Linked DNA regions of Homo sapiens: region 1 is linked to region 2. Evidence: chromatin loops called from intact Hi-C (ENCODE). Cell type or tissue: heart right ventricle. All regions are shown on one strand. Links, peaks and the distances in the headings refer to the core of each region. The heading gives the core; the rest is flanking DNA.

What was found. A loop is a pair of places that touch in the nucleus more often than their neighbours do. Peaks named below come from ENCODE experiments on the same cell type or tissue, not always from the same donor. Only the 100,000 strongest peaks of a DNase experiment are listed, where the experiment ranks them.
Region 1: a loop joins it to region 2, with 2.1 times the contacts of the local background. A loop is called at or near these places in 3 of 110 quality-filtered maps.

Annotation. Positions count from the first base shown.
Region 1 is chr5:66,888,170-66,893,553 of GRCh38, reverse strand. All of the region lies in intron 3 of MAST4 (microtubule associated serine/threonine kinase family member 4), which reads right to left. Among named protein-coding and RNA genes, the nearest start is that of MAST4-AS1, 110 kb to the left of the region's middle. In heart right ventricle, for the core only: no CTCF peak of the experiment used is centred there; a DNase peak (open chromatin) is centred at 2,163; H3K4me3 peaks cover 754 bases; H3K27ac peaks cover 3,218 bases.
Region 2 is chr5:66,827,742-66,833,125 of GRCh38, reverse strand. All of the region lies in intron 3 of MAST4 (microtubule associated serine/threonine kinase family member 4), which reads right to left. Among named protein-coding and RNA genes, the nearest start is that of MAST4-AS1, 170 kb to the left of the region's middle. RefSeq lists an enhancer at 2,894-3,395. In heart right ventricle, for the core only: a CTCF peak has its summit at 2,311 (motif pointing right); DNase peaks (open chromatin) are centred at 3,901 and 4,405; H3K4me3 peaks cover 2,978 bases; H3K27ac peaks cover 3,282 bases.

The DNA of each region.
Region 1 (5,384 bases), core at 60-5,059, 61 kb before region 2:
TAGTCAAGTTAAGCAAAATAAACCAGCCAGGCACAGTGGCTCATGCCTATAATCTCTCAGGATTTTGGGAGGCCGAGACGTGTGGATCACTTGAGGTCAGGAGTTCGAGACCAGCCTGGCCAAAACGGTGAAACCCGTCTCTACCAAAAAAAAGACACACACACACACACAAAAAAAAAAATTAGCTGGGCGTGGTGGCACGTGCCTGTGGTCCCAGCTACTCAGGAGGCTGAGGCAGGAGAATCGCTTGAACCCAGAAGGCGGAGGTTGCAGTGAGCCAAGATGGCACCACAGCACTCCAGCCTGGGCTAAAGAGCAAGACTCTGTCTTAAAAAAACAACATCAAAAACAAAACAAAACAAAACAAAAACAAAATAAACCACAAAAGGCTAAAACAAAATGCTTGCTGGGTTTATATGTAAATTTTATTTGATCAAAACCACAACACTCACTTTCTTTGAAAAATAAAGAAATTAGCTACCTTATTCCTTTCTTTCCAAGTTGGCTTTTTCTGCCATAAAGCTAAATGAACAAGACTGTGGTATCAGTTCTCATAAGCCCTTTATACAGACAAAGTCTCCGAGTCATGATATGACTGTCTAGTGTGGTTTATTAAGATTTTATCATAAACTGCGTCTATAAGCTTCATCACAAAATCAGCTGGCTGCCTGGACAGGACACACAAGTCTTCCCATGGAAAGCCCAGAGGAGATCAGCAATTGACCAGAGTTGCAAAGCCATGAGATAGTGGAATCAAATGAACCTATGTCATCCAGTTCCAATTTTTTCCCCTATACTCCACCACGGCAATGTCAGAGAGTGGGAGACAGTGGTGATGTGAGCAACTGAAAGGAGAGGTTTGAATAAATACACGAGCAGGGAGGGCTGGTACTGATAATAAAGAGGGCACTCTTTCCCCTAACGAGGAAGAAAGGAACAGGTGAAAACAGGCACTTTTCAAAGATAAGCAAAGTAAAACTGAAGCAATTCACTTGAAGTTCTGTAATTTCAGTAATACAGAAGGCAAAAGTCTTCTACCAAGGGCAAAGGCAAGGGCACATGTGGGGATTAAAGCCAACAAAATGGGTTTCCTTTATTCAATCACATACTTTTTAGTAAAGGTGGATATGGCTGGTGCTGTGCCAGACACTGGGGAGAAAGGACTTTACTCACTGTAAAATACAGTGTGAAAAGGCCTGGAATAGAGGTCTTTTCAAAGTATGCAGTAATACAAAAGGGAGGAGGGTGATCAGTTTCTCTGAGGAGGGTCAGGACTGTTTCTTCCCCAATGTTTCTTGTTATTCATGCTAACAAAATACAGTGGAACTGATACTACCTTCAATCTCAAGGATAAGCTCCAATTAAACTAATGACAAAACTCACTGCTTTCATCAAAGTAATTGGTTTAAAGATGACATGTGACTCAACCTGAGCAAATGCAAAATGATGCATAATGATGCATAAGATGCAAAATGATGTTTGCTCAGGGCTTCTGGGAAAGAACTTCCTCCCTTGTCCGAGAGAGCTAACGAGAAAGAAGTAGCATTAAACCTACAAAACTAATGGCAGCCACAAGAATAGGTGTCACAGGTAGCAGACAAGAAAGCCTGGTAGAACCTGGGTCTTGGGTGAAATCTCTGAAACAATACATCTACCCTTGCGTGTATTTGGACTTCTCTGGTACATGAGCCAATCGAGTCTCTTTATTGTTTAAACCAGTTTAACTTGTGTTTTCTAGTCTTTGCAATTCAAAAATTCCTAAGTGACACAATACTTGAGCCTGGTCTTTCTTTTGCAATGTCTGGGAATTAGCCTGGCAGCCTTGGGAGTAGGTGAGAAAGGGGAATTCCAGAAGAGAGAACAGACGTAGTCAGGTAGGGTGGAGTGAAACAGAACACACTCAGGAAACAACATGGCTGGAACAGAGATCAGGAAGGAAAAATCAGCAGGACAGGAGTATGGAGGCAGGGACAGGGCCACATCATAGAAGGGTTTTGGAAGTGGCTGCCTTTATCTTATAGGGAATGGTGAGCTCATGGAACATTTTAAAGAGGGGAATAAGATGGCCTAATCAACATGTTAAAAAAGATTACTCTGGCATTAGGGTGTCACATGGCTCTGGGAGGGCAACATGGGAGAGAAGTTAGGACACTTCTTTAATTATCCAGGAAGCATGGCTGAGGGCCAGGAACAAGGAAGAGGCAGTGAGGAGGAGGAGGAGGGGCAGAGTCAGGAGAGAAATGTGTGTACAGGATCCACAGGAGTTGAGAGGAAATGCTTAACTCCTGGGCTGATTTAGAATAGTTGTGGTGGAGCTCAGGACAGGGTACCATTCAGAGATGAGGAGAAAAGACTGTCTAAAAGCACTGAGGGCCTTTCGGAAGTTAAGCAAAATGCAAATCTGAAAGTGGATGAAAAGATGGCAAACGATTTAAGTTACACCAGCGAGTCCCTGATGAGCAGGAATATGAGACAAACTGTAAAATAAAATCCCAGATTTTGCTTAGATGAAAAGTTAAACATCATTCATGACAACCACCTTTTCCACTTTAAATTTTTTACACAAATAGTGGGAACTGTCTTTCTTTACTAAGCTCATCTACCTTCACTACCTTAATAATGGCATCTCACATTTACTGCACAGTGACATACATTATCTTATTTAAACTTCACTATTATTCTCATTTTAGAGATGAGAGAACTGAGGCACACACAGGCTAAGTAACTCACACAAGGTCATAGAGCTGGTAGAAGGCTTAGCTTGTCTTTGAATCCACATCTGCCCAAGTCCAGAGTATGTTAATTATTTTTCATCACCAAGTAATGACTTGATACTTTTGCACCACAGACCCCTCCTGTAGGCTATCAGGCTGCATTCATAGTTGGTAACACACTGTCAATTACTCTTAGGAGAGACACAACACAGATCTTGGCAACTCTTTCTAAGCAAATTTCACACTTTTTAGAGACTCTGATTTTATGTGAACCAAAGCCCTGTGAATATGTTACTTTTAACACAGACCTTTTAAAGCAGAAGAAGCGTAACAAGTCAAATAATCAGCTAACCTCAAGTAAACGGACAAATGAAACAAGCTTCCTTTCTAGTCAATTATTATGGGTTTTGATGCTTCCTAACACATTATACCCTTGATGTCAAAATCGAGCTTGAGAATCAGACATTTGTACACATATTGTCTTTCAAGTCAGTATGACCTAGGAGGAATATGTCTCCTAAGTCAAAGTTTACATGCTTCTCTGCAGGGTTTTGCTGAGTAGTAGCCAACAGTTACATGAATAACAGCTCTAGTTTATTGTTTATTATATACTAACTGAAGTGCATTTATTATATCAAGGTTAATAGCTTCCAGCCCACAGTCATATTGTACTTTGTGTGCTCACTTTGTTCTCAAAGAACAAAAGAACTCTCTCTTTCAAGCAAAAGTTTCTGCGTCGTTTTTAAAATTAAAGAAACTAGTTTTGATCAAATTAGAGAAGGCACAGTCCTTCATAAAAAAAAGAAGCTAAAATATAAAACTCATATTAGATCAATTGAACTCATAGCTTAAAACAATCCTTATTTAAGTCAATTGTATGTTTCATAGTGATTAAACAAATAGGATCAGGATTCAGACATACCCATATTCTAATCCAAGCCAATGCCAGGAAGCATCCTTCATAAACTTTAACTTCCCTAAGATTCAATTTCCAAAATTACAAAATGAAAATAATACAGCTTATCTTATGGGGTGTTGAGAAGATTAATGCTAACACATGTCCTGCATGTGGCACAGCTCCCAAACCTAAGAGCACCCTTCGTGTTAGCTATGACTATTTAAGTGCACTGCTTGAATTAGAAGAAGGAATCTAGGGCACAACTACAGAGCTACGGTAAAGAGACAGCACCGACTCAATAAAAGAGCAAGGGTATGTGACCCACACATCTTCTCCACCTCTAAATACTGAACCTGGGCAAAGGGCTGTGAATACATTTGAAAATTCGAAGCAAATTAGACTTCAGTGAAATCACACACCCTGCTATTAATCAGTAAGAAAATTACTTTAGCAGAAGGAGATCAAACACCAATGCTAGCTACATATTTAGAATTTTAATTGCCTTTAGGATAGTGCAAATTTAGAGATCCTTCAGGATCTCTATAAAATTAAAGTCATTGTGGACAACTTTTGTGATTTCCTTTTTTTCCTAGAATGATTTATGAAGGCTCTTGATAAATATGCGTATCAGCCCTGCCACTTAACTATGTTTCTTGTTACTTGGGAAAGCCTGTGACCTACAGTGAGCTTAGATAAAAAGGCAACACCGCACAGCTGTGCCCCACAAGGCTCCACAATTTTTTCAGTTCTTCCATCCATTACCAGCAAATTACAGTAAATTCGAAGTATTGATCTGCACAACCCTATATGGGAAGAAAGTTACCATCGACTTTTATTGCTTATTGTTGGGTCCAATTCCCTAGAATCAATAAAAGCTACAATGTTCATAAGCTTCTAAAAAGCTAGTTAATATAGTGGATATAAGACACCTTTTAGAATCACTATAAATCTATAGGATTCTTCAACGGAACAGTGGCAAACATCTTCAATGTTCAAAAGCTTTATTTGATTTTAGAGTCTTCTCATTATCCAGGAAAATGCCCTGGGAAAGAAGTGAATATCAATGATGTGGAATAAAAACTCAGCAACTAGAAAGAACCCTGCTTAACAGATTTCTACTTTCACTTTTCAGTTCACTTGCATTTCCACACCAACCTCACTGTCCAATCCACAGCCAATCATTAAGAATTGTGTCTCTCACATAGATTTAAGATGAGTTTTCTTGACAGGGCTTTCCAGGACCCATCAGGGGACGAGTTTGCTAATAAATGTACATTTCAACTGCCCCTAATTTGAAGAATCAATATTCTTTTATGAACCAATTTTTTAAAATCAGATAATAATTCAAGTGTTCTATTAAAATTACAGACAACCTTAATACCAAAAGAAAAAGGCTTTTTATAGAACCAGGAGACAGAATTGGATGAGACTATTTGAAAAGTGATACTGAATTTACTCTGCTGAGATTAATCATTTTTATTTACTACAGACACCTTGTGGTTTATCTAGCAGTCCCTATTCTGAAAGCCTATTTTAGTGTAGAAATTTACTGGCAAATCAGCTCAAGGGACCTCTTGAACTGCTATATGAAGCTAATACCCACAAGTCTACTTTCTTCTGGCCATTCCTCTCCATCTAAATGCAAAAACAACACTTAAAATATACATATAAAATGTATGAGCACGATGGAAGATTAATGACACACATATTCAAATAATCAATAATGTAAACTTAAGCCTCTAATGGTACCGAAATTTATTGTAAAGAGGTCA
Region 2 (5,384 bases), core at 315-5,314:
TACAGTTAAAATCCACTCTTAGAGTATAAAATAGAATTTTTTCTGAACACAAGATTTTGAGGACATGCCATTTTTATCCCCTAAGGATCAGGAAATAGAAACTACAGTACTATATCTATTTCAGAGGCAGAAATTGAACTCCTCCAATGGGTAAGAAACACCACTCGGATATGGCATTGATTTGTCTAATAAACTAAGGACCCACAACTGCAAAAAGTTCATTTGCCATCTGGATACTTCCTGTCCCAAAGAAGTCTCAATGTCTTTCTGGAATTGCTGAAGAACAAAAGTGCTTTATCCCAAAGATGAATTAATATTATCATAAATGTTTCTATTATAATCTTCCAACTAGACTTCTTCCCTATAGCCAGTCAGAGTCTTCAAATGAATATAGACAGAGTAATACTCCCATGTAATGATCCTACTATTGAATTTCAGGTAAAGTGTAAACATACCCATAATTATATTAAGGTTGAGACAGAAGAAACATTGAGACATTGTGACTTGAATATACATTCATGCACCATGAGACAGAGGCAGATTGATGCTCAGTTAGAACATAAGAATCTATCTGCTATTTTGCTTCCTAAAATTGAATTCTAGACCAAGGCCAGCGGAAAATCAGAGCCTAGGCCAGCGTAAGAATGTTATCTTTTTGTTGTTGTTTTAAATAAGGTGGGAAGGGCAGGGGACAGGGGTGGGGGGTGTGCAGTCGGGTTTAGAAGAAAGAGAAGCAAACCAAACAAAAAAAAACCTAAACACACTCACAGATCTAGAAGTCTAAACAATAAACATTTCATTGCTTTTCGTTGATGTTTAACTGCATCATAGAGGAAATTTGGGGAAAACATTTTTTCACATTCTAGCTGCACGTGAGAGTCTGGAAGTGGATGGAAATGGTAATATTTAATTGGGGGGCGTGTGTGGGGAGGTGATCATGAGAAGATGATGCCAGGCAGAGCAAAGCACCAGAGGATGGCAGGAAAGGCATCGTCAGCCGCTCTGGGATGCCCCTCTCTTTTAGTAAGTCATGCCTGCCTTACGATGCCTATTGTTCATTGTTCTCCAGCCTTAGGATCTATCACATTAGGGATAGGGATACTTTCATTAAAACAAATAAAGAGAAACATATAACAGAAATCACTGAAACAATTAATTTCCCTGACAGTTAAAAAATATGATCCACGTATGAGGAATATTAGGCCCAAAAGGAACCAGTTATCCCTTGATGAATTAGACCTGTCTAGAAATTCAAATTGCCCAAAGTACAAGGTCGGCCCAAGCCCATCCATCCATCAGAATTTCCTATGTTTTGAGATGCAATCTGAAAAGTTTTCTAGATTCTAACACTAGAAACCACTGGGGCTGCTTTCTCTCATTCTCATTTCAAAGGCAGTGATTGAAGTGCTATCAGTAGTACTGGAAATATGAATACAGTCCATAGAAAAGATGGAAAAGTGCAGTCACTTAAGATGAACAACTCAGTTGTGCTGCCATTTTATGAGCTTGTCATGATTTGAGAAATTATATGTTCTGACTGAAAATAATTTTTCAAAGTCCAAATTTTAAAAACACCACTAATAGTCTCGTGTTTTAAAAACTAGAGGTACTGAACTTTTTAAAATTGGTCCTAAATACATACTGCATCATTTTATACTAAACACATAATACATTATTGTAAAATTAGATTTGAGAATTAGAATAGTGTATACTCCAGATTTTTGACACTGGGCTTTAAGTTAAAGAGCTGGTTTGTCTCACATACTATGTATCTATTCAATGCACAGATGCTTTTAAAAATAATGTAAACTCCCCTATATTAGCCTGTCATAATGATCCCTGTAAATAAATGTTTACTAGGTTTACTGATAACTGTTCTAACTTAAGGACAAATTCAGACAACAAACATGGTGTATAAATACAACAAGTTCATTTCATAAGCAATGATATGGAATGTTATAGAGAATAGAAATCATCCCTTGGTTTTCAACAATATTTATTGGGTTCCTCCTAGATGCTAGTACATTTATTATATGACCCTTAACTTTAAAGAACTCAACTCTACCCATCTACTTATTTAGTACACTCAAAAGTCATATATTACAGTATGCATTTTACAGAATAATACACAGACACCAAGAGGGTGTGTCAGGATTACCTCACAACACAGGATTGGAGCCAGGAATAGAGATATGCAGGTTTCAGCCTAGCTTTACTAACACAGGTATACCTCATTGGCAGGTTCAAATGTTCCACATAGCTATCTATATTTGTAAATTAATTTTATTCTTAAATTCACTAGGTGGCGTTACTCTTATGAACTCTACAGTGACATGTGTGGTAATACAAATACATAAAGTGTGTATTCTGTAAATAGTTTCCCTACAGTGGAATTTCTAAAAACAGCTACTCTATGTAATGTCTTTCTTTAAATGTTAGATGCAATGGGAGTAAAAGCAAAATAGGTTTTGTATTAAGCCACAGTAAAGTTGTAACCATGAAGTGGCAGAACTTTCAAGCACTTTTATGTTGTTATTTTTCACAGCATGAAGACTTATCTCATCCAGAAGAGAAAATATTCCTTATCCATTATACAGAGGACGGCAGGTGTAGAAAAAGTATATTAAGTACAATAAAAACCTAGCACTCTAATAATATATTAGCAAGTATTCCTTTGTTTTGTAGCAAATATTTTAAATAGAAAATAGCTCCATTATTTTAATTAATGAAAAATAATGATTCCTTTATTTCTAAAATTAAAGGCCCATGAAAACCATGCCCCTCACAAGCACTATATGCTTCAACTATCTCCTCTGAAGTTGTGATAACAGACATATTACAGAAATAACAAAAACTTAAAAAAGGAATTTCTTCTGAAAAACATTTTCAGATCATTTAAAATGAATTAAAGGAAAGAGAAAACTCACAGAAGAATTACTATCCAGTCACTAATAATCTGAACTATTCAGAGTTTAACAGAGTTAATCATCTTTTTAACAAAGAGCCTTTCCATATTTAACAACTGACCCCAAAGAGGACGTGGACACAAACAGCTGTGCATTACCAGAACTTTATAGAGGTGATGAAAACAAAGAAAAGGAAATCCACAGCAGTGACTAACCACACTGTGCATTCAAAAACAATGACCACACTGAAATTCATTAAGGAGGTAGTCTGTTTACTTAGGTTTGAACAATAGATGGTATGTAACCCCAACTTCTCTAATCCCTCTTTTGTTTAGCTGCAAATAATCCTTTCGTTGCCTATATTAATATTATAGTAATATGAATATTAGTATTAATAATTGATACTTAGAACAAAAAGCAGACAGCTAGACCAGCTGAAATTCAAAGACTTAATATTAAGGAAACATTTCTAAATGTGCTGTATATTCTGTATTCCAAGCATTTTTTTTAATATCAAAATAATATATAAGAGTTTAACAATGGCTAATGATTAGATTCTTTCACAAAGAAAAATATCACTTATATACAGGACAAAGAGTTATGCAGGAGTTAACCATACTAATGTTGAACATACTTATGTTCTGGCTTCCTTAAACTTATAAACTGCCAAGCAGATGTTTTGTTGTTGTTGTTTTTTCCAAGTTTTCTGATTTGCCAAGTTTTAACTCAGAATGTATTTGTACAATAAAGTCAGAGTAATTTCATCAGAGAAACTTGGGTACAAAAAAGCAAGGCAGTGAGTTACATATCTTTTCTCATCTCAACATAAACAAATTACAGCAAACTTTGAGCTGCCAGCAAAAACTTTCATTTCACTGACGGGGAAAATTCCCAGCAGCTGCACACAACTGCAAGGCGATCAGACAGATGCCGCCGAGCGGAGGTTGATCCCGACACAAAACTGAGTCCTGCGTTCCCAGAATTGAAAGGAGTTGCTACCCCTCGACAGACTTCCCAGACACTTGACGGCATGCCAGATCAGTGCATCAGCTGTCACTGCCAGCCACAATTTAACTATTCTTGAATAACCAGTAGAAAAACAAACCACCAAAGTGTCAAACTAAAAGTCATATCTATTGTCTCTGACAAAAGCAGCTTCCTCACTGAACCCTGTGATGTGTCATACCTGTAACCAGAAACTCCGTATAGCGTTGCCATGTAGATACTAAGAATTATGCACATATTCGTGCCCAGTAAAGGAATGACAAGGGAACTTTGAAATCCTCAATGGCTGGCCACTGACAATGCTACATGTCAAGAATGGAGCAGTCTCCTACCTGGAGCCCTCTTCGTCTTAGAATGCTGGACTCATCCATCTCACCCTCTGCTTTCTCTGAGCCTCTCACAACAGTCTAGCCATGCTGTACTACCTCTACTTCAGCACGCTAATTCAGAGCCCGGCAGCTGCTAAACACTTACATCACGCTCTAGCTGATTGGAGCCCGGAGTCAGCTGGTCCAGCTTAGTTATTCACTCCAGCAACTTCGGAGATCACGGATGCTTGCAGTTCGGTGGGAGAGAGCAGCAAGTGGGCTCAGACACCTAATGCATTTATCCAGGTGGAGGAGGCTCTTGCTATTAGACAGGAAATCGTGAGATCCTTGTTTTCTCTTCTTCAGAATGCTGGCTGTGGCATTTCAGGAGACCACTAAATGGCTTTCGGCAGTAGCTTTGGGTCAAGCCCCATCTGAAGCAACTATAAGGTCACAGTGGCTAAGTAAATCAGCGGTGACAGACACCTCTGTAAAAGGCAGCCGCTGACTGGGATGGTGAAAAACTAGGGCACAGCTGGTCAGCCAAGCAGCACCACTATGCCTGGCGCTCATCTCTTCCAAAGGCATCAAAGAAAACAAAAATGTAGCAGAACACACATGCTGCCTGCAAACCTGAAAACGGAGGGCTCAGGGCAGCTGCTCTCCAGCCACCAAACCCTTTACACCTCCCAGCATGAAAGCCCATTCATTTACATAAATACCTGCCCTTCAGTTCCTACTAGCTCAAAGACAGAAACAGTTTAATTTCCCTCATGATAATAACTTAGTTCTGCTGATACCTGACCAAAATGTAAAAAGGTTGGGTGGAGGGGATTCTAAGAGCCATCATTAGTTGGAATATTTAACCTATGTATAGTGTATAAGCAGCTAAAGAAAAAATTCCCATCGTGCAATTTCACAGTCTGTCTCAGCTTGTTTACTCCGTTCATCCTCATCTTATCTCAATTGAAAGCAACCAAGAGATGAATATTAAGTTTTCATTACTGGCATGGCACAGGAGTAACAACATACGACACTACCAATTCATAATAAATTATTCCTCCTTGGTGTCTATTCTAAAGATATTTAAATTGAGAGAATAGTTTGATCCTGAGAGAGATACAAGGACCAACTGTACTTTGTCTAAGAACGACCTCTTTCACTC